Regions from separate parts of the Homo sapiens genome. Here region 2 is linked to region 1. Evidence: chromatin loops called from intact Hi-C (ENCODE). Cell type or tissue: PC-9. All regions are shown on one strand. Each heading gives the region's core, and the rest is flanking DNA. Links, peaks and the distances in the headings are about the cores only.

Evidence for each region. Peaks named below come from ENCODE experiments on the same cell type or tissue, not always from the same donor. Only the 100,000 strongest peaks of a DNase experiment are listed, where the experiment ranks them.
Region 2: a loop joins it to region 1, with 5 times the contacts of the local background. A loop is called at or near these places in 3 of 110 quality-filtered maps.

The regions. Positions count from the first base shown.
Region 1 is chrX:73,854,729-73,870,685 of GRCh38, reverse strand. No RefSeq gene overlaps it. Among named protein-coding and RNA genes, the nearest start is that of XIST, 10 kb to the right of the region's middle. RefSeq lists an enhancer at 6,409-7,056. In PC-9, for the core only: no CTCF peak of the experiment used is centred there; a DNase peak (open chromatin) is centred at 8,275.
Region 2 is chrX:74,111,488-74,127,444 of GRCh38, reverse strand. All of the region lies in intron 5 of FTX (FTX transcript, XIST regulator), which reads left to right. It also overlaps the pseudogene DDX3P1. Among named protein-coding and RNA genes, the nearest start is that of MIR421, 99 kb to the left of the region's middle. In PC-9, for the core only: no CTCF peak of the experiment used is centred there; DNase peaks (open chromatin) are centred at 7,984 and 8,684; H3K4me3 peaks cover 866 bases; H3K27ac peaks cover 2,383 bases.

The DNA.
Region 1 (15,957 bases), core at 4,126-12,125:
TAAAGCTCTCTAATTTGCCCCAGGCCTTAATCTATTTTTTGAAATAATTTTTTGATCTTACTCCCATCCCATAAAGGCTGGAGACCAGATCAAAGACACTTACTCTCCTCAGATTCATTAACCATAGCTTTTCCCATAGACCAGACAGCTTCTCATATGATAAGGTACCATTTGAACCTAAATTTCCACCTAAAACAAAACTCTATCAGGTGCAACTGCATTCTATTCTGTTGATCGTTGGTCTTCTTACCAGTGGTTTGGGTGCTTTAATTGGTTTAGAACCAGAGGCCCAAACCCTCCAGTAGTTGATTGTTTCAAGTAAACATGAAAAATGCTGAGGCCCACATCTACTTGAGTGGGTACCCACTTGTAAAGGATACCCAGTCCCATATCCTAGATGACATTGTCTTGGCCCAAAATCTCACCTATGGAGATGACATAGCTTCAGAGGATATTGCCCCAACTCAAAACTTTACTGCTGGGTATGACATTGCCTCAGACAATATCACCCAACCCAAGACGTTGGTGTTGGGAATGACTCTGCCTCTGTGCTGCAGAGGACATCCCCACTTGCACTAAATCTGCACTCTAGTGATGTCCATGGACTGCTTCTCCTAAGACACAAATGGACACAGGACTTTTTTTGCTTAGCCCATGATTCTGGTACATTTCTTGCTCTCTGTTACCCTCACATCCCACACCTACAAGGGACTCTGATACATGTTACTAAAATTAATGGAGATTAGTACTTTCCCCAGGAAACACCAGCCCCTATATTCATCAACCCCTTGACACCCTAGGGGAGGACTACCCACTCCCTGATGTCTTTTTCTACTACGACCCCCAGCTTTCCACCACAGTTTCTCACCTTGCGAATATAACCACCACAACCTCTCTTTCTCTTTAAAGTTAATATATCTTCACCATTCAACCACAGCTGCTTTAGACTTAAAATATAATGCTGAGGCACCAATGGGTGGATTGTAGAAAATTCTTAAAATTTTATGTTGCCTCAATATCCATTTTGAATACAATTTTATTTTAATATTATTATTATTTTTTGAGACGGAGTCTCACTCTGTCACCCAGTCTGGACTGCAGTGGTGCAGTCTCGGCTCACTGCAGCTTCTGCCTCCCGGGTTCAAGCGATTCTCCTGCCTCAGCCTCTTGATTAGCTGGGACTACAGGCGTGCGCCACCACACCTGACTAATTTTTGTATTTTTAGTAGAGATGGGGTTTCACCATGTTGACCAGGCTGGTCTTGAAATACTGACCTCAGGTGATCCGCCTGTCTCGGTCTTCCAAAGTGCTGGGATTACAGGTGTGAGCCACCATGCCTGGCCACCTGACCAGAATCTAAGTAAAAATCTTTGAACTTGTTTCCTATTGTGGTACATATTGATTTTTTACCTTTCACCTGAAGAACTCGGGGCTGCTCCAGGCTGAGTTTTGCCCAGAATGCTGGTGAGAAAATCATGTCTGGCTCCCAGTGGCAGAGTGATGGCAAGCATGGCATAAATTGGACACAAGTCAGACAAAAGTCACAGTGATCTGGTCTCTGCCAGTATAAACAAGTTTCCTGTGTGAGGGCACTCTCCTGGTTACAGGTCAGACAGCTAGGCATTAGGCTGTCAACCAGGTAAAAGAAGTATCCCATGAAAGGCACACTGTAAACACCCATGTCTAACTCCCTTTCATGTTCCCCTAGGTCAAGGTTGCTAGCCACTCTAGTACTGGAACCTTAATTTAACTGGGGGGTCTCAAAACAACGTCCTATGTTTCCTCATTGATTTACTTTCTATAGAATGTGTTCATTGTTGAAAGTGAGTTATTGAAGTTCCCTACTTTTATTATATTATAGTTTGTCTCTCTCTTCAGATCTATTAACATTTGCTTTATATATTTAAGTGCTCCAATGTTAGGTGCGTGTGTGTGTGTATATACATATATATATATATACACACATATACATATACACATATATACATATACACACATATACATATACACATATATACATATACACACATACATATATACATATACACATATGCATATATACACACATATATATACACACAAACATATATATATATACTTTTTTTTTTCGAGACTGAGTCTTGCTCTGTCACCCAGGCTGGAGTGCAGTGGTGAGATCTCGCCTCACTGCAAATTTTGCCTCCCAGGTTCAAGCAATTCTCCTGTCTTACCCTTCCAAGTAGCTGAGATTACAGGTGTGAACCACCACACCTGGCTAATTTTTGTATTTTTGGTAGAGATGGGGTTTCACCATGTTGGCCAGGCTAGTCTCGAACTCTTGACCTCAAGTGATCTGCCTGCCCTGGCCTCCCAAAGTGCTGGAATTAGAGGCATGAGCCACCATGCCCGGCTGGTACATGTACATTTATATTTGTTATGTCTTTTTAATGAACTGACCCCTTTATCATTATAGTGTGATCTCCCTTGTCTCTTTTTATGGTTTTTGACTTAAAGTCTATTTTGCCTAATATAAATACAATGTACTCCGCTCTCTTTTGATTCCATCTGCATAGAATATCTTTTTCCATCCTTTTACTTTGTGTGTTTTCCTACAGGTGAAGTGCATTTGTTGTAGGTAGCCTATAGCTGAGGCTTTTTTTTTTTTTTTGGCTATAAAAAAACTCGTTCAGCCACTCTTTCTTTTGACTGGAGAATTTAATCCAATTACAGTAAGGTAATTATTCATAGGTAAGGACTTACTACTACCATTTTGTTAGTTATTTTCTGGTTATTTTGTAGACCTTTTGTTTCTTTCTTCCTGTCTTTTCTTCCTTTGTAATTATATGATTTTATCTATTAGCATGCTTTCATTCCTATTTATTTATTTATTTATTTTTTGAGACAGGGTCTTATTTTGTTTTCCAGGCTGGAGTGCAGTGGCATGCTCATGGCACACCGCAGCCTCCACCTCTTGGGCTCAAGTGATTCTCCCACCTCAGCTTCCTGAGTAGCCAGGACTACAGGTATGCACTACCAAACCTGGCTAATTTTTAAAAAAATTTCTGTAGAGATGGGGTCTTACTGTGTTGCCCAGGCTGGTTTCAAACTCCTGGCATCAAGGAATACTCCCACCTCAGCCTCCCAAAGTGCTAAGATTAGAGATGTGAGCCACCATGTCTGACTCATTTCTTACTTTTTATATTTTGTGTATCTACTATAGGTTTTTGCTTTGTCCTTACCATGAGGCTTACATAAGGCTTCTTATAGTTATAATAGTCTATTTTATGCTGATAACAGCTTATCTTAGATACATAAAAATACTCTACGTTTGCCAGGTGCGGTGACTCACACCCGTAATCCTAGCACTTTGGGAGGCCGAGACAGGCGGATCACTTGAGGTCAGGTTGGAGACCAGCCTGGCCAACATGGTGAAACTCCATCTCTACCAAAAAATACAAAAACAATTAGCTGGTCATGGTGGCATGTGCCTGTAATCCCAGCTACTCAGGAGGCTGAGGCATGACAGTCGCTTGAACCCAGGAGGTGGAGGTTGCAGTGAGCTGAGATTTTACCACTGCACTCCAGCCTGGGTGACAGAGTGAGACCTTGTCTCAAAAAAACACAAAAAAACAAAAAAAACAAAAACTTTACATTTTATTCTGTTCCCTCCCTCATTTAAAATTTTTGATGTCACAATTTACATATATTTATATTGCGTATCCCTTAACAAATTATTGTAGCTATTATTATTTTTATTATTTTTCAGAAAGAGTCTCACTGTCACCCAGGCTGCAGTGCAGTGGTGCCATCATGGCTCACTGCAGACTCTACCTGTTGAATTCAAGCAATCCTCCCACCTCAGCCTCCCAAGTAGCTAGGACCACAGGCATGTGCCACCATTCCATCTAATTTTTTAAAAATTTTCTTGTAGAGACAAGGTCTCTTTATGTTGCCCAGGCTGGTCTTGAACTCCTGAGCTCAAGCGAGCCTCCCACCTCAGCCTCCCAAGGTGCTACTATTATTTTAATAGCTTTGTCTTATAACCTTCATACTAAAAATAAAAATGATTCACAAACCACCACCATTACACTATTAGAGCATTTGACCTTTCACTTATTTTTGTTTTGGTTTGTTTTGTTTTTGAGATGGAGTCTCACTCTGTTGCCCAGGCTGGAGTGCAGCAGCACAATCTTGCCTCACTGCAGCCTCCGCCTCCTGGGTTCAAGCAATTCTCTTGCCTCAGCATCCCGAGTAGCTGGGATTACAGGCGTGTGCCACCATGCCTGGCTGATTTTTTGTACTTTTAGTAGAGACGGGGTTTCACCATGTTGGCCAGGCTGGTCTGGAACTCCTGACCTCTAGTGATCTGCCCGCCTTGGCCTCCTAAAGTGCTGAGATTACAGGTGTGAGCCACTGTGCCCAACCTCATCTTTATTTCTAAAGGACAGCTTTTCCAAGTACAGTATTGCTGGTTGGCAGTTTTCTTCCTGCACTTTGAACATCTCATCCAAGTTTCTTCTGGCCTATAAGGTCTCTGCTGAGAAATCTGCTAGCCTTATTGGAAAAACCATTATATATTATTTGGTTCTTTTTTCCTGCTGCTTTTATAATTTTTTCTTTGTTTTTGATTTTTGACAGTTTCATTATAATATGTAATATGTTTTGATGTAGTCTTATTACATTCGGATTGAATCTGATTGGAAACTTTTGACCTTCCTGTATTTGGATATTTACATCTTTCTCCAAATTTGAATTTTTTTTCTGCCATTATTTCTTTAAATAAGCTTTCTTCCCCTTTGTTCTTCTCTTTCTCTCTCTCTCTCTTTTTTTTTTCATTTGAGACACAATTTTGCTTTTGTTGCCCAGGCTGGAGTGCAATAGAGTGATCTTGGCTCACTGCAACCTCCACCTCCTGGGTTCAAGCGATTCTCCTGCCTCAGCCTCCCAAGTAGCTGGGATTACAGGCACCTGCCACCACACTCAGCTAATTTTTGTATTTTTAGTAGAGACGGGGTTTCACCATGTTGGCCAGGCTGGTCTTGAACTCCTGGCCTCGGGTGATCCACCCACCTCGGCTTCCCAAAGTGCTGGGATTACAGGTGTGAGCCACTGCGCCCAGCCTGTTCTTCTCTTTAATGAACTTCCATAACTTGAATATTTGTTCTGTTGATGTTATCTCATAAATGAAGTAAGCTTTCTTCATTCCTTTTCTTCTTTAGCCTCTGATGATATATTTTCAAATTGCTAGTCTTATGAGTTCACAGATTTCCTCTTCATTTCATTCCTTTTACTTTTCAGCTTCAGAATTTCTGTTTGATTTTTTTAAAAATTAATTTCAATCTCAGTTAAATTTGTTCTTTTAGTCATTATTATTACTTTTAATTGTTTTATTTAAGCTGTTGAACTTTTTTTTTTTTTTTTGAGACTGGGTAGGTCTCACTCTGTCACCCAGGCTGGAGTGCAGTGGTGAGATCTCAGCTCACTGCAACCTCCACCCCCAGGGCTCAAGTGATCCACCTCAACCTCCCAAGTAGCTGGGACTACAGGTGTGCACCAATAAACCCGACTAATTTTTTTTGTATGTTTAGTACAGACGGGTTCTCACCATGTTGTCCAGGCTGGTCTTGAATTCCTGAGCTAAAGCAATTGACCCTCCTCAGCCTCCCAAAGTGGTGGGATTACAAGCATGAGCCACTGCGCCAGCCTGAACTTTCTTAAATAATTATTTTGAATTATTTGCCAGGCAGTCTGTACATCTCCATTTCTTTGGGGTCAGCTACTGAGAGATTATTATTATTATTATTATTATTTTTGAGATGGATTCTTCCTCTGTTGCCCAGGCTGGAGTGCAGTGGCACGATCTTGGCTCACTGCAACCTCCAACTCCCAGGTTCAAGCAATTCTCTGTCTCAGCCTCCCGAGTAGCTGGGATTACAGGCACCCGCCACCATGCCCGGCTAATTTTTGTTTTTTTTTTTTTTTTTTTTAGTAGAGATGGGGTTTCACCATCTTGGCCAGGCTGGTCTTGAACTCCTGACCTCGTGATCCACCAGCCTCGGCCTCCCAAAGTGCTGAGATTATAGGCGTGAGCCACCGTGCCCGGCCTACTGAGAGATTATTGTGTTTTTTTGGTGATGTTATGTCTCCTTGGTGTTTCATGTTTCTTGTTGCCTTAAGTTGATGTCTGTGGATTTGAACAATTTGGGACTTGTTTCAGTTTTTATAGAATGCTTTGCCTGGGAAAGCCCTTCACCAATCAGCTCATCCAAATATTCTTGGCAGGCTCTCAGGCGTGATTTGAAGAAAACCTTGTTGCTGGAGTCCTTGAACAAGCTGGCCTACGCCTGGGTCAGTAGGTAGACAGGCCTGACTCCTAAACTGCAGGGTTGAGTCTGGACCTGCATCCACTTGGGTGAACCTGTTAATTGGGACTGCACTGATGAGCCCAGAGCCTGGGTCCATGAGTCTGAGGCTGAGACCTGTGTCTCCAGAGGCAAGCCTGAAGCCTGGTCCACAGAGGCTGATCTAGCACTTGATGGGGTGGGCCTTAGACCTACATCTACAGGGGCTGGGCAGGTGCTGGGATGATCCTGGAGCCTGAGTCCACAAGCACTGGCTTGGCACTGGGGCTGGCCTGGACCCTGAGTCCATAGTGCAGGTCTGGGTCCTGGGCCCACAGGGCCTGGCCTGGATCCTATGTCTGCAGATATAGTCTTGAAGCCTCAGTCCATGGGATCTAGCCCGCCATTGGCGTCTACTACAGTGGGCCTTGACCCTGCGTCTGCTGGAACAAGCCTGGATCTTGTGTTTTCTGGAGCCTGTTTCCACTGGGATCAACCTAGGCTAACCTGGTGCTAGGGCTGGTGTAAAGCCTGGGTTCACAGGGTCTAGTCTGAAGCCTAGGTCTATGGGAACTGACTTTGTGCCTGGAGATCCTGGGGCTGGTCTTAAGCACGGGGCTGTCAGGCTCAGCCTAGAGCTCATGTCCACTTGTCCCAGCCTGGAGGCTGGGTGTGTAGGTGCTGGCCTAGAGGCTAAGACTGTGAGGGCTGGCCTGGGTTTGGATGACTTGAGGGTTCCTGTGACCTGAGTACACTGGGGCAATCTTTAAGCTTGTGTCTGTAGTGGCAAATCCAGCACAGGGGTCTACTGGGACAGGCCTGGACCCTGGGTCTGCTGAAGCTATGAAGCCACAGGGTCCAGCTAGAGTGTGAGGTCATGGGGACTGGCCTGGTGCTGGGCAGGCCTGGAGCCTGTGTCTGTGGGTGCCTGCCTGGTGTTTAAGTCCAGCATTGCTGACATGGTGCTGGAGCAAGCCTGAAACCTGGCACCACAGGGGCTGGCCTGGAGATGGGTTTGTGGGTGTCAGCCTAATGACTAGAGTTGCAGGGAACAGCTGATTGCTGGGGTAGAACTGAAGATTGGGACTGTGGGGGCTGGCCTAGTGGTGAGCTGGTCTGGAGCCTGGGGCTGTTGGGGTTGGCCTGGCTCACTGAGGTTTTTTTAATGTGTAGATTAATGTGTCTTATCAAATTTGGGAAGTTTTTTTAACCATTATTTCTCCCTTTTTTTTAATGCTAGTTCACTCTATCCCCTCCTGAAACTTCCATAATGTGTGTGTTGGCATCTTGATGGTGTTCCATAGGTCCCTCACATTCTCTTCATTTCTCTTAATTATTTGTATTTGTGCCCCTTAGACTGAATAATTTCAATTGACCTATTCAAGTTGTTTCTTTCTATTGGCTGCTCAAATTTTCTGTTGAATGCCTGGAATGAATTTTTTTGTTTCAGTTATTGTATTTTCAGCTCCAGAATTTCTATTTGGTTCCTTTTTATAAGTGCTATTTCTAATGTATAATTTCTGTTTGTTGAGACATTATTCTCTCTGTGTTTTTTAGTTCTTTGTCTATTGTTTCTTTTATGTCTTTGAGCATATTTGAAATATTTAATTTAAACTCCTTGTCTAGTGGAGTGAGGTCAGCATGATGTCAGAGTAGGAGATTCAGCCTTCCTCTCCCTGTGAAGAACAATTCTGCAACTATCCATGAACCAAAATATCTCTGGAAGAGGCTAGGATCCACTTAAGGTGACACAACAATACAGTAGAAGAGAAAACCCAAGAAGAGCCACACAAAAATGGTAATAAGAACAAGTTCATTTCACCTCCATCACTGCATCCTTCATGCTGACACTGCTCAGCATGGAGAGGGACCTCCCTAGCTTAAGTTTGCCTTGCAAGACAAAGCAGAGCAAGGTATAGAACCAGTTTTGCCAGTATTTTAGGACACTGCCTATATGACTAGCTTCAGTTTCACCCCACCCAGATCTCTGGGGGTAACCTGCATAGCTGAGATATCTGGAGACAGCTGAGAACAAAGACAAGGGATGAGGGTTTTTTTTTTTTTTTTTTTTTTTTTTTGAGACGGAGTCTTGGTCTATCGCCTAGGCTGGAGTGCAATGGCGTCATCTCGGCTCACTGCAACCTCCACCTCCTAGGTTCAAGCGATTCTCCTGCCTCAGCCTCCTGAGTAGCTGGGATTACAGGTGCCCACCACCATGCCTGGCTAATTTGTGTATTTTTGGTAGAGACAGGGTTTCACCATGTTGGCCAGGCTGGTCTCGAACGCCTGACCTCAGGTGATCCACCCGCCTCGGCCTCCCAAAGTGCTGGGATTACAGGGGTGAGCCACCGCGCCTGGCCTGGATGAGCTCTTTTAGAATCAGCCAAAAGGTGGAAGTTACTGTGACCCCCAGTGGCCTACCTGACATGGGAAAGCAGCAGACTTCTCCACTGAGGACCCAAACAGCCCCTGGAGCTGCTGTGTAGACCCCACAGCCTTAACTGCTGAGGATTCCTCAGTGTTTGAAATTGTGGAGCCCAGCAGCTTGTCCTGCAGAGGAACATAGCAGCTTTTACTACTGAGAAAAACAAATGCCAGCACACCAGCAATAACCCCCCTGCCACTTTTGCTACTGAAGGCCTTGCAGTTTTCTTCACCTTCATAGTCTTAGGTGCTGGCGTTACCTCCCCTCCCCATTCCCAGGAGCCATGTAGGGCAGGATTGCTATTGCTGCAGTTTCCTCAGCCTGGTGACACAACCCAGGAGCCTTGAAGTCTTTAGGTGCCTAACCAACCACCCTCCTCCCCAAAGCCACCTGAACTGCTTCTGTTGTGGTTGTCCCAGCCCAGGGTACTACTGCAGTGGCCTTCATATACCGCAGGTGCCTAAGACAACCATCCTTTCCAAAGCCACCCCTGATGTTGCTTACATGGGTGCTCTGGCCCAGAGGCCCAGTGCAGCTGTTGCACCTGTGCCTGCAAAGAGCCCCAAAGCCCCTCACCTCAGAAATTGACCCCACATACACTCAAGGCTGATCTCTGCAGGACTACTGCATGCTGCCAGCCCTGGTTCCTGTAGTGGTGCATGCATAAGCCACTGGTCCTGCCCCATGGGTCCTGCATTTATCACCATGCTGCACATGCCTACCCACCTCCAGTTGAGCCCTGCAGTTGCCACACACACACAAACACACACATGCAGACAGCCTGACCCCTGTTGCCACCATGCATCTGGCCCTTGTGATCAGGCATGGGCAACCTGCAGCACCTACCACCACATCTATGCTCACATTCAGGCCCAGCTTCGGCATATGACCCAAGCTCTTGCTACCATGTGTGAGACTACAACAGGCTGCTGCTGCAACCAGACTCCACAGTGGAGCATGTGTACACTTTCAGCTCTGGCCTCCACTGCTGCCAGTCCCAGACCCTAGCTGTTTGTCACATATACATAGCTGAGGACCCCAACAGCCCTCATAATCTTTGCGAAACTCCCACAGCTCTTGACACAAAGGACCATGCAGTTGCCAATGTTGTAGGCATGCCTGAGCTGACTAGACTCGGCCCCTATCTGCCGCCACACCACCAGACCCAGAGCCACACTATGCCCCTGCATTTGGTTTCCTATGGTCTAGACCCAGTGCCACAGTGCACCTAGTATGTCTCCCTTTTTCCTCCTTAGGTAAAGGGCTTTCCTTGCCAAAGCCAGGCCATAATGTCTGAAAGAGGTGACTGCTGCTTCAAAAGTGCAGACACCTTTGCAGGACTACAAGGATGAGGAAGAATCAGGGAAACATTATATTGCCAGAAAAACACAAGAAGCTTTCCAGTGTGTGACCACGAAGAATTGGAGGTACATGAATTGCCTGACAAAGTATTCAAAATAATTGTTCTAAAGAAGCTCAGCAAATTACAAAAAAACAAATATTTTTAAAAGATCAGGAAGACAGAATATGAACAAAACAAGAAGGTAAGCAGAGATTCAAAACTTGAAAAAAGAACCAGATAAATTTTCAAGCTGAACAGTATGATGACTGAAGTAAAAAATACCAAAGATGCTTCAATAGCAGATTACATCAAGCAGAATAACAAATAACTGAATGCAAATATAGATGATTGGAAATCATCCAGTCAGAGAAGAAAAAGAAAAAAAATGAAAAAGTATTAAGAAAGCCTACAGGTCTATGGGACACCACCAAGAAAACTACTATTTGGATACTAAAACTACAGATGGTGAAGAGTGCAAGAAAGAGGCAGACAGCTTATTTAAAGAAATAATGGCCAAAAAGTTCCCATCTGGGAAAAGAGAATATTGAATTACAAGAAGCTCAGGAATATGCAATTAAATTCAACCCAAAGAAGAGTTCATCAAGACACATTACAATCAAACTATCAAAATTCAAAAACTAAGAAAGAATTCTCAAAGCAGCAGAAGAAGCATATCACATACAAGGAAGCTTTAATATGGCTACCATTAGATTTCTCAGCAGAAACCTTACGGGCCAGGAAAGAGTGTGAGGATATATTCTAAGTGCTAAAGTAAAAAATCTGTCAACTAAGACTACTATAATCAGCAAATCTGTCTTTCAGAATTGAATGAGAAATAAAAACTTTCCCAGACATAAGCTGAGGGAATTCATCAAACAAGGCCTGCCTTAGAAATGCTAAACAAAGTTTTCCAATCTGAAAGAACAAGATATTAATGAATGAAATGAAAAGATATGAAAGTATAAAACTTACCAGTAAAAGTAAACACATGGTCAAATTCAGAATACTCTTACACTGTAATCATGGTTCCAAAGTTTTATCATATTGGTGTGGGCAATAATGTTTTAGATATGAACACAAAAGCAGAGGAAATAAAAGTGAAAATAGACAAATGGGATTACATGTAACTAAAAAGCTTCTGCATAGGCAAGGAAACAATGAACAGAGTGGGAGACAACCTTTGGAATAGGAGAATATATTTGTAAACCATACATCCAGTAAGGGGTTAATATCCAGTATACAGAAAGAACTCAAAGAACTCAATATCAAGAAAACAAATAGCTCAATTAAAAAATGGGCACAGGACCTGGATAGACATTTTTCAAAATAAGACTTAGAAATGGCCAACAGGCTGGGTGCGGTGGCTCACATCTGTAATCCCAGCACTTTGGGAGGCCAAGGTGGGCAGATCCCTTGAGGTTAGGAATTCGATACCAGCCTGGCAAGCATGGTGAAACCCCGTCTCTGCTAAAAATACAAAAATTAGCCAGGCATGGTGGCACACGCCTGTAATCCCAGCTACTCGGGAGGCTGAGGCAGGAGAATCACTTGAACCCGGGAGGCAGTGGTTGTAGTGAGCCGAGATTGTGCCACTGCACTCTGGCCTGGGCTACAGAGTGAGACTCTGCCTCAAACAAAAAACAATCAAACAAAAACCAAATAGCAAACAGATATATGAAAAAGTGCTCAATATCAATAATCATCACAAAAATGCACATCAGGCTGGGTGTGGTGGCTCACACCTATAATCCCAGCACTTTGGGAGGCCAAAGCGGGTGGATCACTTGAGGTCAGGAGTTCAAGACCAGCCTGCCCAATATAGTGAAACATCTTCTCTACTAAAAATACAAAAATTAGCTGGGCATGGTGGTGGGTGCCTGTAATCCCACCCGCTCAGGAGGCTGAGGCAGGAGGATCACTTGAACCCGGGAGGCAGAGGTTGCAATGAGCCGAGATGGCACCACTGCACTTTCTGTAGCCTGGGCAACAGAATGAGACTGTGTCTAAAAACATAAATAAATAAGGCCAGGCGCAGTGGTTCACATCTGTAATCCCAGTGTGATTACAGATCACACTGTGGGAGGCCAAGGCAGGCAGATCACCTGAGCTCAGGAGTTTGAGACCAGCCTGGTCAACATGGTGAACCCCCGTCTCTATTAAAAATATACAAATTAGCTGGGCATGGTGGCAGATGCCTATAATCCAAGCTACTTGGGAGGCTGAGGCATGAGAATTGCTTGAACCCAAGAAGTGGAGGTTGCAGTGAACCGTGATCACACCACTGCACTCCAGCCTTGGCGACAGAGAGAGATTCTGTCTCAAAAAAATAAAAATTAAAAAAAAAAAAGAAAGAAAGAAAAAAAAAAGAAAAATGCAAATCAAAACCACAATGCAATATTGCCTCACACCTGTTAGAATGGCTATTTTCAAGAAGACAAAAGTTAAGGATTGGTGAGGGTGTGGAGAAAAGGGAACATTTATACAGTGTTGGTGGAAATATAAATTAGTTCAACCATCATGGAGGCTTCTGAAAACACTAAAAATACAACTACCTTATGATCCAATAATCCCACTTGTGGGTGTTGTTCAAAGAAATTGAAATCAGTGTGTTGAAGAGACATTTGTCCTCCTATGTTTATTATAGCATTATTCACAATAGTCAAGATATGAAATCAAGGTAAGTCCCCATCAACAGATGAATGTATAAAGAAAATGTGGTATACATACACAATGGAACACTAGTCAGCCTTAAAAAGAAGGAAAATCTGTCATTTGCAACAACATATATGAACCTGGAGGACATTATGCTAAGCCAGGCACAGAAAGATGAATACTATATTATCTCACTTGTATGTGTAATTTTCAAAACTTGAACTTGTAGGGAGTAGACTGGTGGTTAATAATCTGAAGGGAGGGTAAAAATGTGTTGATCAAAGGATAAAAATTTTAGTTAGAGAGAAGGAATAAGTTTTTGAGATATATTGCAGAGCATGATGACAATAGTGATAAGGTATTGTACATTTCAAAAACTGCTAAGTAAATTTTAAGTATTCTCATCACAAAATAAGTATGTGAGCTGAGATATATAGTAATTAGCTTGATTTAATTATTCTACAATGCATGCATATATCAAAATACCACATTTTACTCCATGAATATATACAATTATTTGTGAACTAAAAATACATTTGAAAAAGAACTACTAGAAAAACTAAAAATGAGAAAATAAATAAGCACATTAATTAATTAATTAAAATCCTTGTCTAGTAAGTTTAATGTTGGTACTTTCTCAGGGACCATTTTTTGTTAATTACCTTTTTTTCTATATATTAGCTATAATTTCCTGTTTTTTGTATGCCTTGTAATTTTTTAATAAAAACTGCACAGTTTTAATATTATAATGTGATACCTTGGGAAATAAAATTCCTCCCTCTCCCTAGTGTTTGCTGGTGATTTTTTTTTTTTTTTTTTGAGATGGAGTCTTGCTCTGTCACCAGGCTTGGCGCGGTCTCAGCTCACTGCAACCTCCGCCTTCCGGGTTCAAGCGATTCTCCTGCCTCAGCCTCCCGAGTAGCTGGGATTACAGGCGTGTGCCACCATGTGCAGCTTATTTTTGTATTTATAGTAGAGATGGGGTTTCACCATATTGACCAGGATGGTCTTGATTTCCTGACCTCATGATCTGTCTGCCTCGGCCTCCCAAAGTGCTGGGATTACAGGCATGAGCCACCGCACCCGGCCACTGGTGATGTTTTTAATAGATTGTAATTTTTTTTGAGGTAGCGTTTGCTTTCTCACCCAGTCTGGAGTTCAGTGGGGCAATCACAGCCCACTGTATCCTTGAACTACTGGGCTCAATCAATCCTCCTGCTTCATCCTCCTGAGAAGCTAGAACTACGGGTATGCACCACCACGCCTGGCTAATTTTTATATTTTTTATTTTTGTAGAGACAGAGGTCTCTCTATTTTGCCCAGGCTGATCTCGAACTCCTGGCCTCAAAAGATCCTCCTGCCTTGGCCTCCTAAAGTGCTGAGATTAAAGGTGTGAGCCAACGTACCCAGCCCATTTACAGTATTTTTAATGTTGACGTGAACTATGTATACAATTGTTAAGCATATACTCACTGAGCTTTAATATGTATAACCCCGTGTTCTCTTTTGATAAACTAGAAAACCTTTCCCAACATCCTAATACACTTTTGAAGGATATCATAAATAGTGTGTTTGAGGGCTAGAGGAATGGCCCAAGTACTGTGATGAGGTTCATAGGATTTGGGGCTATTTGGAAGACCCTTACAAGGCATATAGCACAACTTTTCTATCTGTTGATTGTCTCTGTAGCATCCTCACAAAATCCACTATTGGCTTGCAGGTCTTCAGAGACTGGCATTCACCAGTTCTGGAGGTGTTAACTGTTCCATCTTTGGACAGCTCAGAGTATTCAGACGTCTTTATTTATTAGAACTACACACAACAGGACTATTCATCAACTTCCCCCATTGCAGACAGCCCTTTGAGTTGTAAAGAGCCCTTCCCCAGGTCTTTTATTTTCTTTTCCATAATATGTCCTGGTCCCTTTAACTGCTTTTCACTGGTGATGATTTGGAGGGCCCCCACCAGCCTGCTAATTAGATCCTGAAGGCTTTATCAAAGTCCTCTTTAAATGGCATAGCCCTGAAGCCAAGGACAGACTCCTGTTTAGTGGGGGGAGGGGCTCTTCAAATTAGAGGGGGTTGAGCACTTTTCTTTGACCCTTTCTTCTGATACTGACCTTGTATGAATCAGACTTTCCCCCCTTTATATCAGATTCTGGTCCTGCCCTGTATACAACTTTGGCTCCTTTCCTGCAGACAGGCTCAGTGCTTCTTTGGTGATTTTATGCTGCCATCTGGTGGCTAAGTCGACAGTGCCGGCTTTTTTTGGGCCTAATTTAGCAGAGGAGAGGATGTACAGATGAACATAGTGACAATCCTAGAACTGGAATAATCTGAATCTTTAAAAAGAGGACCTGATTTCTTCCTATTGTGTGCCATGTGATTGGGAGCCCAAAGAAGAGGATGCTAACACAGCTATGGCATGGCCACAGAAAATATGCCTGAAATATCCCCATCAGAGCCCAACTCTTACTAGCTAATTGACTTTGAGCAAGTCACTTTTCCTTCTAGTGTCTCAGTTTCCATACTTCTGATCCTAACAGGTTTATAAAATGGAGCCAAGCAGTAGTGAAGGTGAGGCCAGGTCGGGAAGAGGAGGAAGTAAAGTGAATTGAAAGCTAGTGAGGGCAGGGGAGTAAGTAAAACCTGAAGGTGATAAATGGCAGAAGAGGGCAGGACTGCTCTAGGGCAAAGGCCTAGGCAAATATTTTTCAGAAGTTCCTTTTAATGTAAACAGTTTGATTAAAAATATATTACAAATACATGGGCCCATGTGAGGTGTAGTGATTTATCAATGAAAATTTAGAATACCAGGTGGAGAAGAGATGCTTACGTATTTGTTTATTCAACAGTTCACATATCAATTTTTATAATGACCTTGCACCATATCTTCCTTTTTAGGTCCAGAAATCATCTCTTTGTGTTTATTGTCAAATGCACCATTCCTGGCTAATTTCACATCTCCCTCTATGAGAAAAACATAGCAACACTGTACTACTTCCATTTTTGCAATGGCACTCTGGAACCTCTTTGTATTGAAATTATAAATTTCTTGCTTTTGCAGTTTCTTTAGCCTAAGGGTCAACAGTGGATTTAGGTAGGCCACAGCTCTGAACATGTCCTGTGTCCAATGTGAGTGTCACCCCATAACGGCACATCAGCACCATTTTGCATGCCTAGCCTTAAGAGTTACCATTTAAAAAACTCCAATGACA
Region 2 (15,957 bases), core at 4,776-12,775, 260 kb before region 1:
ATCCTACCAGTCCAGAAGCTGGACAAATCTTACATGTTGGTTCAGGATCTTCACCTTATTACCCAAATTGTCTTACCTGTCCATACTGTGGTGCCAAACCCATATACTCTCCTATCCTCAATACCTCCCTCCACAACTCATTATTCCATCCTCGACCTCAAAGATGCTTTCTTCACTATTCCTTTGTACCCCTCATCCTAACCTTTTTTCGCTTTCACATGGACTGACCCTGACACCCACCAATCTCAGCAACTCACCTGGACTGTACTGCCACAAGGTTTCAGAGACAGCCCCCATTACTTTAGTCAAGCTCTTTCTCATGATCTACTTTCTTTCCATCCATCTGTTTCTCACCTTATTCAATATATGGACGACCTTCTCCTCTGCAGCTCCTCTTATTTATTTATTTTTTTTGAGATGGAGTCTTGCTCTGTTGCCCAGGCTGGAGTGCAGTGGCAAGATCTCGGCTCACTGCAAGCTCCACCTCCCAGGTTCAGGCCATTCTCCTGCCGCAGCCTCCCGAGTAGCTGGGACTACAGGTGCCCGCCACCATGCCCGGCTACTTTTTTTGTATTTTTAGTAGAGACAGGGTTTCACCATGTTAGCCAGGATGGTCTCGATCTCCTGACCTTGTGATCTGCCTGTCTCGGCCTCCCAAAGTGCTGGGATTACAGGCGTGAGCCACCACGCCTGGCCTGCAGCCCTTCTTATGAATCTTCCCAAAAAGATACCCTCCTGCTTCTTCAACATATATTCTCAAAGGGGTGTCATATATCCCCCTCTAAAGCCCAAATTTCTTCCCCATCCATTACCTATCTTGGCAGAGTCCTTCATCAAAGCACACATACTCTCCCTGCTAACTGTGTACAGCTAATCTCCAAAAACTCCAACCCCTTCTACAAAGCAACAACTCCTTTCCTTCCTAGGCATGGTTGGATACTTTCGCCTTTGGATACCAGGTTTTGCCATCCTAACTAAACCACTATATAAACTCACAAAGGGAAACCTGACTGACCCCATAGACCTAAGTCCTTTCCCCACTCTTCTTTTCATTCCTTAAAGACAACCCTAGAAACAGTCCCCACATTAGCACTCCCTAACTCGTCCCAATCCTTCTTATTACATATAGCTGAAATACAAGGCTGTGCGTTCAGAGTTTTTACACAGGATCCAGGCCCATGACCTGTAGCCTTCCTGTCCAAACAACTTAACCTCACAGTTCTAGGCTGGCCCTCATGTCTACGTGCAGCAGCAGCTGCCGCTTCAATACTTCTGGAGGACCTCAAGCTCACAAACCATGCCCCACTTACTCTCTACAGCTCTCATAACTTTCAACATCTATTTTCCTACTCACACTTGGTGTATATACTTTCCACCCCCTAACTCCTCCAACTCTACTCACAATTCATTGAAACTCCCACAATTACCATTGTTCCTGGCACAGACTTCACCCCATCCTCTCACCTTATACCCAGCACCAAACCTGAATCTCATGATTGTATCTCCCTAATCCATGTGGCATCCTCCCCATTTCCCCATATTTCCCTCTTTCCTGTTCCTAATCCAGACCACACTTGGTTTATTGATGGTAGTTCTTCAAGGCCCAATCATCAGTCACCAGCAAGGGCAGGCTATGCTGTAGTGTCTTCCACATCTGTCATTGAAGCTACTGCCTTGCCCCCTTCCACTACCTCTCAACAAGCCAAACTCATTGCTTTAAACTGGGCCCACACCCTTGCAAAGGGACTATGTGTCAATATCTACACTGATTCCAAGTATGCCTTCCACATCCTACATCACCATGCTGTTATATGGGCAGAAAGAGGTTTTCTCACTACACAAGGGTCCTCCATCATCAACTGCCTTTATAAAAATCCTCCTTAAGGCTGCTTTACTGCCCAAAGAAGCTGAAGTCATTCACTGCAAGGGGCATCAGAGGTCACCAGATCCCATTGCTTGAGGCAACACTTATGCTGATATGCAGCAAAAGAAGCAGCTAGTATTCCCACATCTGTCCCTCACAGCCAGTTTTCTTCCTTCTCATCTATCACTCCCACCTATTCTCCCACTGAAACTATTACCTATTAATCCATTCCTACTCATGAAACTATTACCTATTAATCCATTCCTACTCAAGGCAAATGGTTCTTGGATCAAGGAAAATTCCTCCTTCCTGCCTCACAGGCTCATTCTATCTTATCATCCTTTCAGAACCTCTTTCATGTGGGTTACAAGCCAATGGCCCATCTCTTAGAACCTCTCATTTCTTTTCCATCATGGAAATCCATCCTCAAGGAAATTACTTCTCAGTGTTCCATCTGCTACTCTACCACCACTCAGGGATATCTCACGCCCCCTCCCTTTCCTACACATCAAGCTAGAGGATTTGCCCCAACCCAGGACTGGCAGACTGACTTTACCCATATGCCCCAAGTCAAAAACTAAGGTACCTTTTGGTCTGGGTAGATACATTCACTGGATGGGTAGAGGCCTTTTCCACAGGGTCTGAGAAGGCCACCACAGTCGTTTCTTCCCTTCTGTCAGACATAATTCCTCGGTTTGGCCTTCTGACCTCTATATAGTCTGATAATGGACCGGCCTTCATTAGTCAGGTCACGTAAGCAGTCTCCCAGGCTCTCAGCATCCAGTGGAAACTTCATACCCCCTTACCATCCTTCATCTTTGGGAAAGGTAGAAAGAACTAATGGTCTTTTAAAAACACACCTCACCAAGCTCAGCCTCCAACTTAAAAAAGACTGGACAGCACTTTTACCATTTGCCCTCCTTAGAATTAGAGCCTATCCTCAAGAAGCTACAGGATATAGTCCATTTGAACTTTCATACGGATGTACTTTCTTGCTGGGCCCCAACCTCTTGACAGACACCAGCCCTCTAGGCGACTATCTTCTGGTACTCCAGCAGGCTAGACAGGAAATTCTCCAGGCTGCTAATCTTTTCTTGCCTACTCCAGATTCCCAGCAATATGAAGACACCCTAGCTGGATGATCAGTTCCTGTTAAGAATATGACCCCTCAAACCTTGATGGACTGGACCCTGCTTAGTCATCTATAGTACCCCAACTGCTGTCTGCCTGCAGGACCCTCTGTATTGGGTTCACCATTCCAGAATAAAGCTGTGTCTGCCAGCCAGCCAGCCTGATCTCTCCTCTTCCTCCTGGAAATCGCAAGTACTCTCCCCTGCTTCCCTTAAACTCACTTGCATTTCTGAAGAACAGTAATAACCCTTATGAGCCTAATATATCCCTTCATTCTATTAGGTCTATTCATCCTTACCCTACTTTTTGCAACAGGGCTTTACACAGTCACCCCCACTACTTGGACTGTGCCCCAAAAACTTGTCATCCCTACTATCTTCTGTCTAGTCATACTCCTATTCACCATTCTCAACTACTCATAAATGCCCTGCCCTTGTTTACACTGCCAGTTTACACTTTTCCTCCAAACCATCATAACTGATATCTCCTGGTTTTACCTCAAACCGCCACCCTTAACTCTCTCTGGGAGTGGATAGAAGCTCTTCAGTGGCAAGGTACACTCCAATTCCTCTATCCTGATAAAGTCCTTTTTTTTTTTTTTTTTTTTACTTTTCTACTTACTCTTATCCTTGACCCCATTCTCCAGTCACTATCTACCTCTCCCTAGTTACCTCCAGCATACTATCAATCTCACCCACTCTCTCCTCACTGCCTCCAATCCTTCTCTAGCAAAGAATTGTTGGCTATGTGTTTCCCTTTCTTCCTGCTCTTACAAGTCCCCGCTCTACAGGCCGACTGGGCTACCTCTCCTGTCTCCCTGCACCTCCAAACCTCCTTTACCTCATCTTTACCCTCCTGAGGAACTTCTTTACTTTCTAGACAGATTTGGTGAGAACTCCCCAGACATTTCACACCAACAAGCTGCCACACTTCTCCGCATCTACTTATGGTACCTTTCTCCTTATGTCAAGTCCACCCCCCCCCAAATTTGGACCCCTAACCACACAAACAACTATCCCTGTTGCTGCTCCTTTTTGCATCTCCTGACCACAGCCTACTGGAATCCCTTTAGGCAACCTTCCACCGTCCAAATGTTCCTTTACTCTTTATCTCCAGAACCCAGCCACACACACTACCAAACAGATGGGAGCATTCCAACTTCGCATTGCTGATAAGCCCTCTATCATTATTGACAAACTAAAAAACATTGGCAGTCACTATTGTTTAGGAAGACACCTACCCTGCATCTCACTCCATCCTTGGCTACCCTCCGCTTGCTCATCTGACTCTCCTCCTGACTCCTCCTCTTGCTTGCTTATACCCAGCCCCATCAATAGCAGTGAAAGGTTACTCATAGATACTATGCTCTTTCTCATATACCATGAGAACCAAACCTTTCATCTACACAATTGCACCATCAATCCCCATTACAACCTCTAACAGCTGCTGTCCTTGCTGGATCTCTAGGATTTGGGGTGCAGGACTCCTCTTTCAGTACACCCTCTCACCTTTTCACTTTACATTTCCAGTTCTGCCTGACACAAGGTTTCTTCTTTTTATGTGGCTCTTCCACCTACATGTGCCTACCTGCCAGCTAGATGGGCACATGTACTCTAGTCTTCCTTACTCCCAAAATCCAGTTTGTAGATGGGAATGAACAACTGCCTGTCCCCCTCATGACACCAACATGACAAAAAAGAGTCATCTCACTAATCCCTTTGCTTGTGGGTCTAGGACTTTCTGCCTCCACTCTTGCACTTGGAACTGGAATAGCAGGCATCTCAACCTCTGTCACAGCATTCCGCAGCCTCTCTAATGACTTCTCTGCTAGCATTACAGATATATCACAAGCTTTATCTGTCCTCCAAGCCCAGGTTGACTCTTTAGCTGCAGTTGTCCTGCAGAACCGCCAAGGCCTCAATTTACTCACTGCTGAAAAAGGAGGACTCTGTATATTTCTTAATGAAGAGTGTTGTTTTTACTTAAATCAATCTGGCCTGGCATATGGTAACATCAAAAAACTCAAAGACAGAGCTCAAAAACTCACTAATCAGGCAACTAATTATGCTGGACCCACCTGGTCACTCTCTAACTGGGTATCCTGGCTTGTTCCAATCATTAGTCCTGTAATACCTATCTTCCTCCATCTCTTATTCGGGCCTTTTGTCTTCCGATTAATCTCTCAATTCCTACAAAACTGCATCCAGGCTATCACTAATCACTCTATATGACAAGTGCTGCTTTTAACAAGCCCACAATATCACCCCTTACCCCAAAATCTTACTTCAGTCTAATCTCTCCCACTTTAGGTTCCCATGCCACCCCTAATCCCACTTGAAGCAGCCCTGAGAAACATCGCCCATCACCCCTCCATACCGCCCCCAAAATTTTCACCTCAAGTTTTCATTAATCTTTCTTGTTTTATTTCTTCATTATTAACATAAAAAGACGGGAATATAAGGTCCTCTGAGCTGGCCGCACCATGGTCAAGCCATCGTGACATTCCCCTGCCCTTGTGATAATGTACTTTGTGATATTCCCCATCCTTGTGAATGTACTTTGTAACATTCCTCCCCGCCCTTGTGACAGTACACCCTCCCCACCCTTGCAAATGTACTTTGTAACATTCCCCCCTGCCCCTGTGAATGTACTTTGTAACATCCATCCCCTGCCCACAAAAAATTGCTCCTGACTCCACTGCCTATCCCAAACCTACAAGAACCAATGATAATCCCACCACCCTTTGCTGACTCCTTTCTCAGATTCAGCCCACTTGCACCCAAGTGAATAAACAGCCTTGTTGCTCACACTAAGCCTGCTCAAGTGGTCTCTTATATGGACACGTGTAACAAGCTCAACGTTCCCCATGATAATTTCTCCCATGTCAACATTGCTGAAATTTTCAATATGTGGAGGACAGTTACTGCTGGTTGCCTCTATTGGTAGATAATCATATTTCTCAAAGTTAATCCCAGTGTTTTCTCCAGAAAAGAGTACCTGCTCCAAGCATTCACTTGGTGGAAGTGGTTTTGACCAATAATCTTTATCTGACTTGTCACACCAATGACTGTGTCCACTCCATTCAAATTTGCCAAAGCCAATTCTGTCACCATAACTGCCAATACCATCATAGTCACTCCATCCAGGATCATCACATCTTCCCCTTGATCCACTTCCACAATCACTGAAATAACCAGGCTTTCCTCTTGAATCTCGAGACCCAAAACTGCTATATGCATCCTTATTTTTGCTACAACTCCAATCTGAACTGTCTTTATCATGGAATCCTTTAGATCCTTCTCTGTTCCTTAAGTGAGGGGGTATATAGCACTCTTGGCTTGCTGTACTTCCTCCACTCTGTTTATCAGAGGAGTTCAGGTCCAGATGAGCAAACTGCTCCTCCAGGTCGAGGGCATTTTCTACCACCACATGACTCATCCCTGAAGAGAAGTGGAAAATCAAGGTCGTCCACCATAAGTATGAGACCAAATATCCTAGTTTGTTCATTTTTAAAAATTATTTCTTTATTTCCCCCCACCCCCACCCCACTGGGTTAGCTCAAATGGCCAGTCTTCAAGCTCTGAAATTCTTTCTTCTGCTTGGTCTAGTCTAGTCTAATGATAAATCTTTCAATTGCATTTTGATATTCTTTAAGTAAGTTTTTCAATTCCAGAAGCTCTGATTGATTTCTTTTTAAGGTGCTTATCTCTTCCTTCGTTTCCTGGATCGTGTTAGTAGTTTCTTTTTGTTGATTTTCAATCTCGTCTTGAACATCTTTGAGTTTTCTTGCAATCCATGGTTTGAATTCTTTAGCTGACATTTCTGAGTTTCCATTTTAGTTGAGGGCCATTGTTGGAGAGCTAGTGTGATCTTCTGGTGGTGACACAACATTCACATTTTTCATGGTGCCAGAATTTTTGTGTGGGTTCTTTCTCCTTTGGAGATAACTGGCATTTCTAATTTTTGTAATTATTTTCCTATAGATACAATTCCCCCCCTTTCAATCTGTATATTATTGTTTTTTCTTCTTCTTTCCCTTTCTCCTCCTTGACAGAGGATGTGACTATAGAGTATGTTGGAGAGGGTCTTTTGGCTTTACTTCCATATTGATACATAATTCTGTCAGCAGGTTTCATATTGGGCTGTGTAGTTCAACCTACATGCTGGTATATGGTGTTAAAGCAAACTAAATATGGCCTGAGAAGGACTCTGTACTTCTATATTTGAGTCCTTGTGGATGAACTGTAACCTAGCTTAATAGGCAGACAAAATGGAAAACCTAACTTAGTAGTATGCACTTGTAACAATAGCTAAGCCTTAGCCAATCCCAGCGGCCATACTTTAACCATTCATATACTGCTGAGTGTTCAAACTATGTTCAAAGAAGGCATACATTGAGCTGTAACCAGTCCAGCTGTTCTGTACCTCACTTCCAATTTCTGTATGTCATGTCCCTTTTTTTGTCTATAAATCTTCCACTATGTGGCTGCACTGGAGTCTTTGTGAATCTGCTGTGATTCTAGGGGCTGCCCAATTCACAAATTGTTCATTGCTAAATTAAACTTTTAAAAATATAATTCAACTGAAGTTTTTCTTTTATCAATGGTTTTATGGTTCAGAGCTAGTGGTTGTACAACAGATGGATATGTAACTGATCTTTGTTTACTGTGAGGTGCTCTGTGTTGTTTCAGCTAATGGGCTGAAGCATGAAGTTCTCTGTGACATGTGCTTCCTGTTCTGTGGGGGTAGGGGGACACAGCTAGGCAGAGCTGGAACTTCTGGCTTACCCTCAAATACTCCTATGTCAAGTGCAGGCACCAGCCCTAATGGAGGTGGCTAGGAGTGTGAGGAGCTCCTAATGAAATGTGCTGAAGTTTTTGTGTGGGACTGTGGGGCGCTGCACAAGCCCCTTGTCGTAAAGAGACAAGAATATGAACTGTTGCCTTATCACAACCCGGTTCCAGAGCTCATGACTCTTAGATGAGTCACATACTGTAGTCTGTCTCTGGGCCACAGTGTGGCTGAGAGCCTTGGGGACTGCTTAATTCGTGACTCTCCATGGGAGTGGTTTTGGGGCAGAACTTCATCACTCAGCCTAATTAATATAAATAGCTTCACAGCTTCCCTGTTCTCCAATGTGATATCATTACTTCTTTGTGTAAAAGGGGGTGAGTCTGCCTTTGGGTCTGTGTGTTGGTTATGGCGATATCAGCTGGTTGTGTCAGTTGGACCTCAGGCTCTGAGGGAAGTGGTCAGATGTCAGCAGAATTTGAATGGGGTAGGTAGTTCTCTAACTCCCCAGCCCCTAGATTGCTGGCTGAACATCATGTATGAGTCCTGATGGAGCTAGGTTGGGGTGGGGGGTGGGGTTCCTCAGGTGCTGGTCGTGATGGTAAGGGGCAGTCTGGTCCCTGGGTCACTGGCTGAACTCTTAGGTAGGGTTAGGCAGAGCACTTAGGCAGTGAGAGCCTAAGGGAAGATCACAGGCTTGTGGGGGTAAGGATTTTAGTAGGGCTCTGGACCACAGATGAAATAGTCATGTAGGGATTGAGTAGGTACACTGGAAGCCAGAAGGCATCAAACCCCATTTGGGAGGGTGCCCTGGTGGTGGTGGGTCACGCAGGAAGCATTCTGGCTGCCTCTGCAGGGTAGCTGCTGGTATGCTGGAGGCTTGCATAAGGGCTCAGGCTTTTTGTTTCCTCCCCAGCCTGGGGGCAGTAAGGGTGGGGACTGTGGTGGCTGCAACCACACCTCTCAGTTGCCTCAGGGAGCTCCACCCCAGAAAAATGCAGAGCCACAGCTGATCAGAGTGATCATGTCTGGGCTGGGCAGCTATCCTATGGGCCCCAGCAGTGTGGGGCCCAAGCAGTTAAGGGCAAGGGGAGCCTGCTTGCCGAAGAGCAGGGCGAGAGATGGTTCTTGTGTAAATAAGTCTGTCCTCTTTCTACATAGGGTAGATGCACAGGTGCTATGTGCTGGAGGTGTCAGTGAAAGCAATCAGGCTCTTCGTTCCCTCCCTAGCCTGTGGGCAGCAAGGGCGGGTACCCTGGCCCCAGCAATGGAAGAAGGCCTGTGAGTTTCTTCTGGGAGCTCCACCCCAGAGAAATGCTGAGCCAAGACTGGCCCGAGTGCTCAGGAGATGGTGGAATGGCTGCGCTGCAGGCCCCATTTGGGAGGCCCTGTCATGTGAGGAGCTGCAGAGATGGGGCCTGCAGTCCGTCTGCTTCTCATCACTGTGGATGCAATCTCTATCCTAGGGGCATGTGAAAGAGCCCGTCCTTCCTTGTTGGCAGGTCTATGCAAGCTGGTGCCTGGGTGCTCAGTGATCCAAGGTCCTTGGGGCTTCACATGACCTTGAGTGACGGCTCTGCCCAGACTCCAGGTGTTTCTTTGTGTCAGTCTGGAGGCCTGGGGGGTTGGGAGGATCTCCCATTCCTAGGATTGCAAAGGTCAATGGAGGAATTGTGGGTCCCTGGGGCTCTTCCTCACTCACCCTTTCCCTGTGGTAGTGAGCTTCCACTGCCTCTGCGCCAGTTCCAGGTGGGTGGCTGCTCTGCTTCATTCCTCTCTGTTCTCCATGGGTCCCGTTGCTTCTGTTACGAGTCCCAATGCGTTCTCGTGGATGATCCATTTGAAGAACTAGTGTTTACTAGCCATTCTGTTTCTTCTTCATGAGAGCAGAGCGCACTACCTGCTTCTAGTCAGCCATCTTTATTCTCTACTATTATATCCCACTTTTATTATTTTTGATATGAATACATATATTTTTTTATTGTGGTAAAAAGCATATAACATAAAATTTACCATTTTATTCATTTTTAAGTGTAGAGTTCAGTACTGTTAAGTATATTCACTTTTTCGTGAAATAAATATAAAGGTATAAATTTTAAATTTAATGTTTTTTTCTACTTATTCACTGAGTTGAATTATTATCTGAATTAGTTTTATCATTGATTCTTTGAAATTTTCCAGATATACTATTATTATTAACCACATTTATATCTGTATTTCTTCTGTCTTCCCTGATTGCATTTGAATAATACCTCTAATATAATGTTAAATTAGAGCAGAAATAGTGGGCATTTTTGTCTTGATCTTATTGAAAATGCTTTTAGTATTTCTCCATTCAATTAGACACTGGATTTAGGACTAAGGTATGAGTATTTTATTATGTTAAAAATATCGCTTATTTCTTACTATCTTGGATGTCTTTTTACATTTAACATGGATGGGCGTTTTCTCCAATTGTTTTTGCCGTATCTGTGGGGATAGTAATAATTTTCCTCTTAGATCTATTAATATTGTTTATGATATAAATGAATTTCCTAATATTAAACCTACCTTGAAATTTTGCTATAAATCCAATTTGCTAATGATGTATTATTTTCTTCACATCTTGTTAGATTCTGTTTACAAGTATCTTATTTAGTTTTTTTGCATCGACTTTTCTGACTGACATTGGTCTACAATTGTTTTAATACTGTCCTTATCTAGCTTAAGTGTGTGTTATACTTGGTACATGAAAGGAGTTACAATATTTTTCTTCTTTTTCAAGAAGAAGTTTGATGTTTTGGTAGAAGTCTCATGTGAAACAACTGCACCGGTTGCTTTTTTTTGTGAACTAGTTTCTTAATAACTTTATTTCTTCTATGAAATTGTTCTGTTTAAACATTTTAACTCTAATGGATTCAATTTTGGCAGTCTGTATTTTATTAAAAGATTATTTATCTTCTCCAGGCTTTCAAATTTATTTGCATAGAGGTCTAAAAAATATTGTAATTTTATTATTATTTTTTGTTTCAATAGTTATTTCCTCCTGAATATTTCTTGGTTTGTTAGTGCATTCTCCTACTTCTCCTGAACAAATTATCTAGTGATTTGTCAATTTTCTTAATCTTTTCAACAAACCAGGAATTTTGTTTATTAGTTTAATTAATTTATTTTAAAGGTCTCCTACCTTACTGATTTCTGCTTTATTATTTCCCTTTGCTTATTTTGATTTACTTTATTGTCCTTTTATTCAGTTTTTGATGCTTGGAATTTAATTAATATATTTTCAATCTTTGCTTTTTTATTGATTAAAGTGTTTAGTTCAATGAATTTTCCTCTGAGCACTGCTTTACATACATCCCATAGATGCTGATATGTAGTGGGTTTTTTGTTATTATAATTTATTAACTTCTGTCATTGTAGTTTGCATTTCCCCTTGCACACACTAAACTTGTTTAATGGGATGTTTTAAATTTCCAGGTGGAAGAATCTTTCTGGGTGTTTTTGTTTTGTTTTTGTTAGTAATATCTTGTTTTATTGCATTATCACCTGTATTGTTTATAATATTTATATTTTATAAAATTGCAGATTATTTTGCTGATCAATTGATCAATATTTGTAAATGGATCATGAGCCCATATACTACTCTAATACTCATGCAAATATTCTCTATTAGGAGCATGTATAGTTTAATATATATCCCTAACATTTACCCTAAGGATTATGTTGTCTATCTTTTTTCTCTCCTTAGTCATTTTTTCCCCTAATTGATCTGTCATGAACTGAGAGTGATGTATTAAGGTCTCCAATTATTAACATATTCTATCTATATTATTGACCCTCATTAGGTTTTACTTTATCAAGGTGGTTGCTGTTTTTGATGCATAGACATTCATAAGTTATATACCTTGATTGTTAATTGTGGCTTATAGCATTTAAGATTGATATTTGTTATGATTAATGCCTTTGGGCTTGAATTCTACTTTGCCTGATATCAGGTAACTATTACTACTTTCATTTTGCTTCAATTTGTCTACTGTTTTCTTGTTCATTACTGTATTTTTAGCCTTCTAAAACACTTCTTTCACGTATGTTTCTTGCATATAATATATGATTGGATCTTATTTTATAAGTCAAGTTGTAGAGCTTTGTATTTTAGAAAGGTAAGCCTATTTACATTTATTGATATGACTTGTAGATTTAGATACAAATCTGTTATTTTATACTATGGCTAATTTGATGTATTTGCTATGTTTGTCTCTATGAAAGCTGTAGCCTGTGTTTTTAAATATATATGTTTTCATATTTGGAAGGTTTTTCTTTTTGTCCTAATGATTAATTTTATATATGCCTTTCTTAATGCCTTAGTACTCTGTTTCTCATTTAAACTTTAGGAATTTTGTCTGTTTCTTTTTTTAAACTTTTAATGCCGATTTATTGCCTCTAATACAAAGAGCTTTTTCTACTTTCTTCTTTTTCCCATCTTAGTGCATTATTTCCACTTTGCCACAATATATAAGATCTGTACATTAGTTTTATCACTGTTTATGCCTTGGTTTTATTCTTTTATATATATATATATATATGTATACACACATGCACACATATTATATAAAATATATATATACACACACACAAAATATTGAAATAGTCTCCATAGTATATGAAATATATTTTTTGAACTTTATTGAGATATAATTGACAAATGAAATTGTGTAAATTTAAGGTTTCAATTTGATGATTAGATATATGTATATGTTGTGAGATGATTTCTGCACCCAAGTTAGTTACCATTCTGTCACCTCACTCAGTTAACATATTTTTGTGTGTGTGGTATGAACATTTAAGGACTACTTTCTTAGCACATTTCAAGGGTACAGTACAATATTGTTAAGTATAGTCACCATACTGTACATTTGATCTCCAGAATTTATTCATCTTATATCTAAAAGTGTGTGCCCTTTGACCGACATCTCCCAATTTCCCTCACACCCAGCCCCTAGTAATCACCGTTCTACACTGTTTCTCTGAGTTCCATTATTTTAGATTCCAAATATAAGTGAGATCATACCTCATTTGTCTTTCCCTGTCTGACATCTCTCACCTTGCATAATGCCCTCGAGACTCATCCATGTTGTCACAAATGGCAGGATTTCATTCTTGTTTATGGCTGATTAATATCCCATTTTGTATATATAGCCAAAACATGGAAACAATCTAAATGTCTGTTGACAGATGAATGGATAAGTAATTGTAACAATTACTGTCAACAGACACAGGTTGTTTCCTTGTCTTGGCTATTGTGAATAATGCTGCAATAAACATGGGAATGCAGATATCCCTTTGAGCTACTGATTTTGTCCAATAAATATATACCCAGAAGTGGGATTGCTGGATAATATGGTGGTTCTATTTTCATTTTTTTTAGGAAGCTCCGTACTGTTTTCCTTAATGGTTGTGCCAGTTTATGTTCCAATCAACCATGCACAAGAATTCCATTTTATTCAGATTTTGCCAAAAATAGTTATATCTTGTCTTTTTAATAAAAACCATCCTGACAGGTGTGAGGCAATAGCTCATTATGGTTTTGATTTGCATTTTCCTGATGAATAGGGTTGTTGAGCACCTTTTCATATACCTGTTGGCCATTTGTATGTCTTCCTTAGAAAATGTCTATTGAGGTAATATGACCATTTAAAAATCAGATTATTGATTTTTTTTTTGCCATTGAGTTGTAGGAGTTACTTATGTTATAAGCATATTAACCCCTTATTAGATATAAGGTTTGAAAATATCCTCTTCTATTCTGTCAGTAGTCTTTTCATTTTTTTGAATGTTTCCCTTGCTGTGCAGAATCTTTTAGAGTTTGATGTATTCTCATTTATTTGTGTTCTTGTTGCTTGTGCTTTTGGTGTCATATCCAAAAAATTATTGCCAAAATTAATGCCATGAAGGTTCCCCCCATGTTTGATTCCAGTAGTTTCATAGTTTTAAGTCTTATGTTTAAGCCTTTAATACATTCCAAGTTAATTTTTGTGAGGAGTGTAAAATAGGGATCCCGTTTTATTTTATTTTTGCATGTGTATATCCAGCTGTCCTTAAACCATTTATTGAAGAGACTGTCCTTTTCTAATTGTGTATTCCTGGAAACTTAAACTTAACTCAGATATTAGTTGATATGGTTAGTCTATTTCTGGGCTTTCAGTTCTGTTGCATTGGTGTAGGTATCTGTTTTTATGCCTGTGCTACATTGTTTGGATTTCTATAGCTTTGCAAAATAGTTTAAAATCAGTAAGTGCAATGCCTCCACCTTTGCTGTTCTTTCTCAATATGCATTAGCTATTTGGGATCTTTATAATTCCATATACATTTTAGGATTGTTTTTTCTATTTCTGTAAAAAATGTCACTCAGATTTTGATAGAGATTGCATTTAATCTGCAGGTTGCTTTGGGTAGTATGGACATTTTAACAATATTAATTTTTCTGATCCACGATCATGGGATATGTTTCCATTTATTTGTGACTTCTTCCATTTCTTTCATTAATGAATGTTTTATGCTTTTCATTATGCAAATTGTTTGCCTTCTTGATTAAATTTATTCCTAGCCTTTTAATGTTGATTTTGATGCTATTTTAAGTGGGATTGTTTTATTTATTTTTCTGATAGTTTGTTGTTAGTGTATAGGCAATTCTAATTTTTGAATGTTGATTTTGTATCCTGTATCTGTATTAAATTTGTTGTTAATTCTGAAAGTTTTTGGTGGAGTCTTATAGTGTTTTTATATATAAGACCTGACATCTTCAAACAGAGCAATTTTACTTTCCTTTCCTATTTGGCTATATTTTTTCTAATTGATACATAATAGTTGTAGTATTTGAGAGGTACATGTGATATTTTGATACATGCAAAAGTGTGTAATGATTAAATCAGGGTGATTGGTATATCCATGGCCTCAAATATTTATCTCTTTTTTTACAGTTGAGAATATTCTAATTCTTCTTTTCTAGCTATTTTGAACTATACAATAAATTGTTAACTAGAGTCACCCTACTGTACTATTGAATGCTGTATCTTATTTCTTCTATTTAATTGTATTTTTGTACTTATTAACCAACCTTTCTTCACTGCTCCCTCCCCCTATGCTTGCCTGACTCTGGAAGCCATCAGTCAACTCTCTACCTCCATGAGATCCTTTTTTTTTTTTTTAGCTCCTACATATGAATGAGAACATATGCTATTTGTCTTTCTGTGCCTAGCTTATTTCACTCAATATAATGACCTCTTATTCCAAGTTCCTGAAAATAATAATTTTATTCTTTTAGAGGGATGAATAATATTTCACTGTATATGTACCACATTTTCTTTATCCATTCATCCATTGATGAATACATAAGTTGATTCCATACATTGGCTATTGTGAGTAGTGCCACAATAAACATGGAAGTACAAATAGTTATTTGATATACTGATTTCCTTTCCTTTGGATAAATACCCAGTACTTGGATTGCTGTATCATATGCAAAAAACTAAAAGTTTTACTTTTAGTTTTTTGAGAAGTCTGCATACTGTTTTCCATAATGGCTGTACTATTTACACTCCTACCAACAGTGTATAAGAGTTCCCTTTACTCATCATCCTTGCCAGCATTGCTAATTTTTGTCTTTCTGATAATAGCTATTTTTTTTTTTTTTGAGACTGAGTTTCACTCTTGTTACCCAGACTGAAGTGCAATGGTGCAATCTCGGCTCACCACAACCTCCACCTCCCAGGTTCAAGCAATTCTCCTGCCTCAGCCTTCCGAGTAGCTGGGATTACAGGCATACACCACCATGCCAGGCTAATTTTTTGTAGTTTTAGTAGAGACGGGGTTTCTCCATGTTGGTCAGGCTGGTCTCGAAGTCCCGACCTCAGGTGATCCGCCCACCTCGGCCTCCCAAAGTGCTGAGATTACAGACATGAGCCACTGCTCCCAGCCTTGCTAATAGCTATTCTAATTAAGGTGAGATGATGTCTTCTTATGCTTTTAATTTGCATGTTCCTGATGATTATTGATGTTGAGCATTTTTTTCATATACCTGTTGGCCATTTGTATGTCTTCTTTCAAGAAATGTCAAAATCCTATGCCCACTTCTTAATGGGATTATTTGTTTTTGTTTTGTTTTGTTTTGTTTTTTGTTTGCTGTTGAGTTA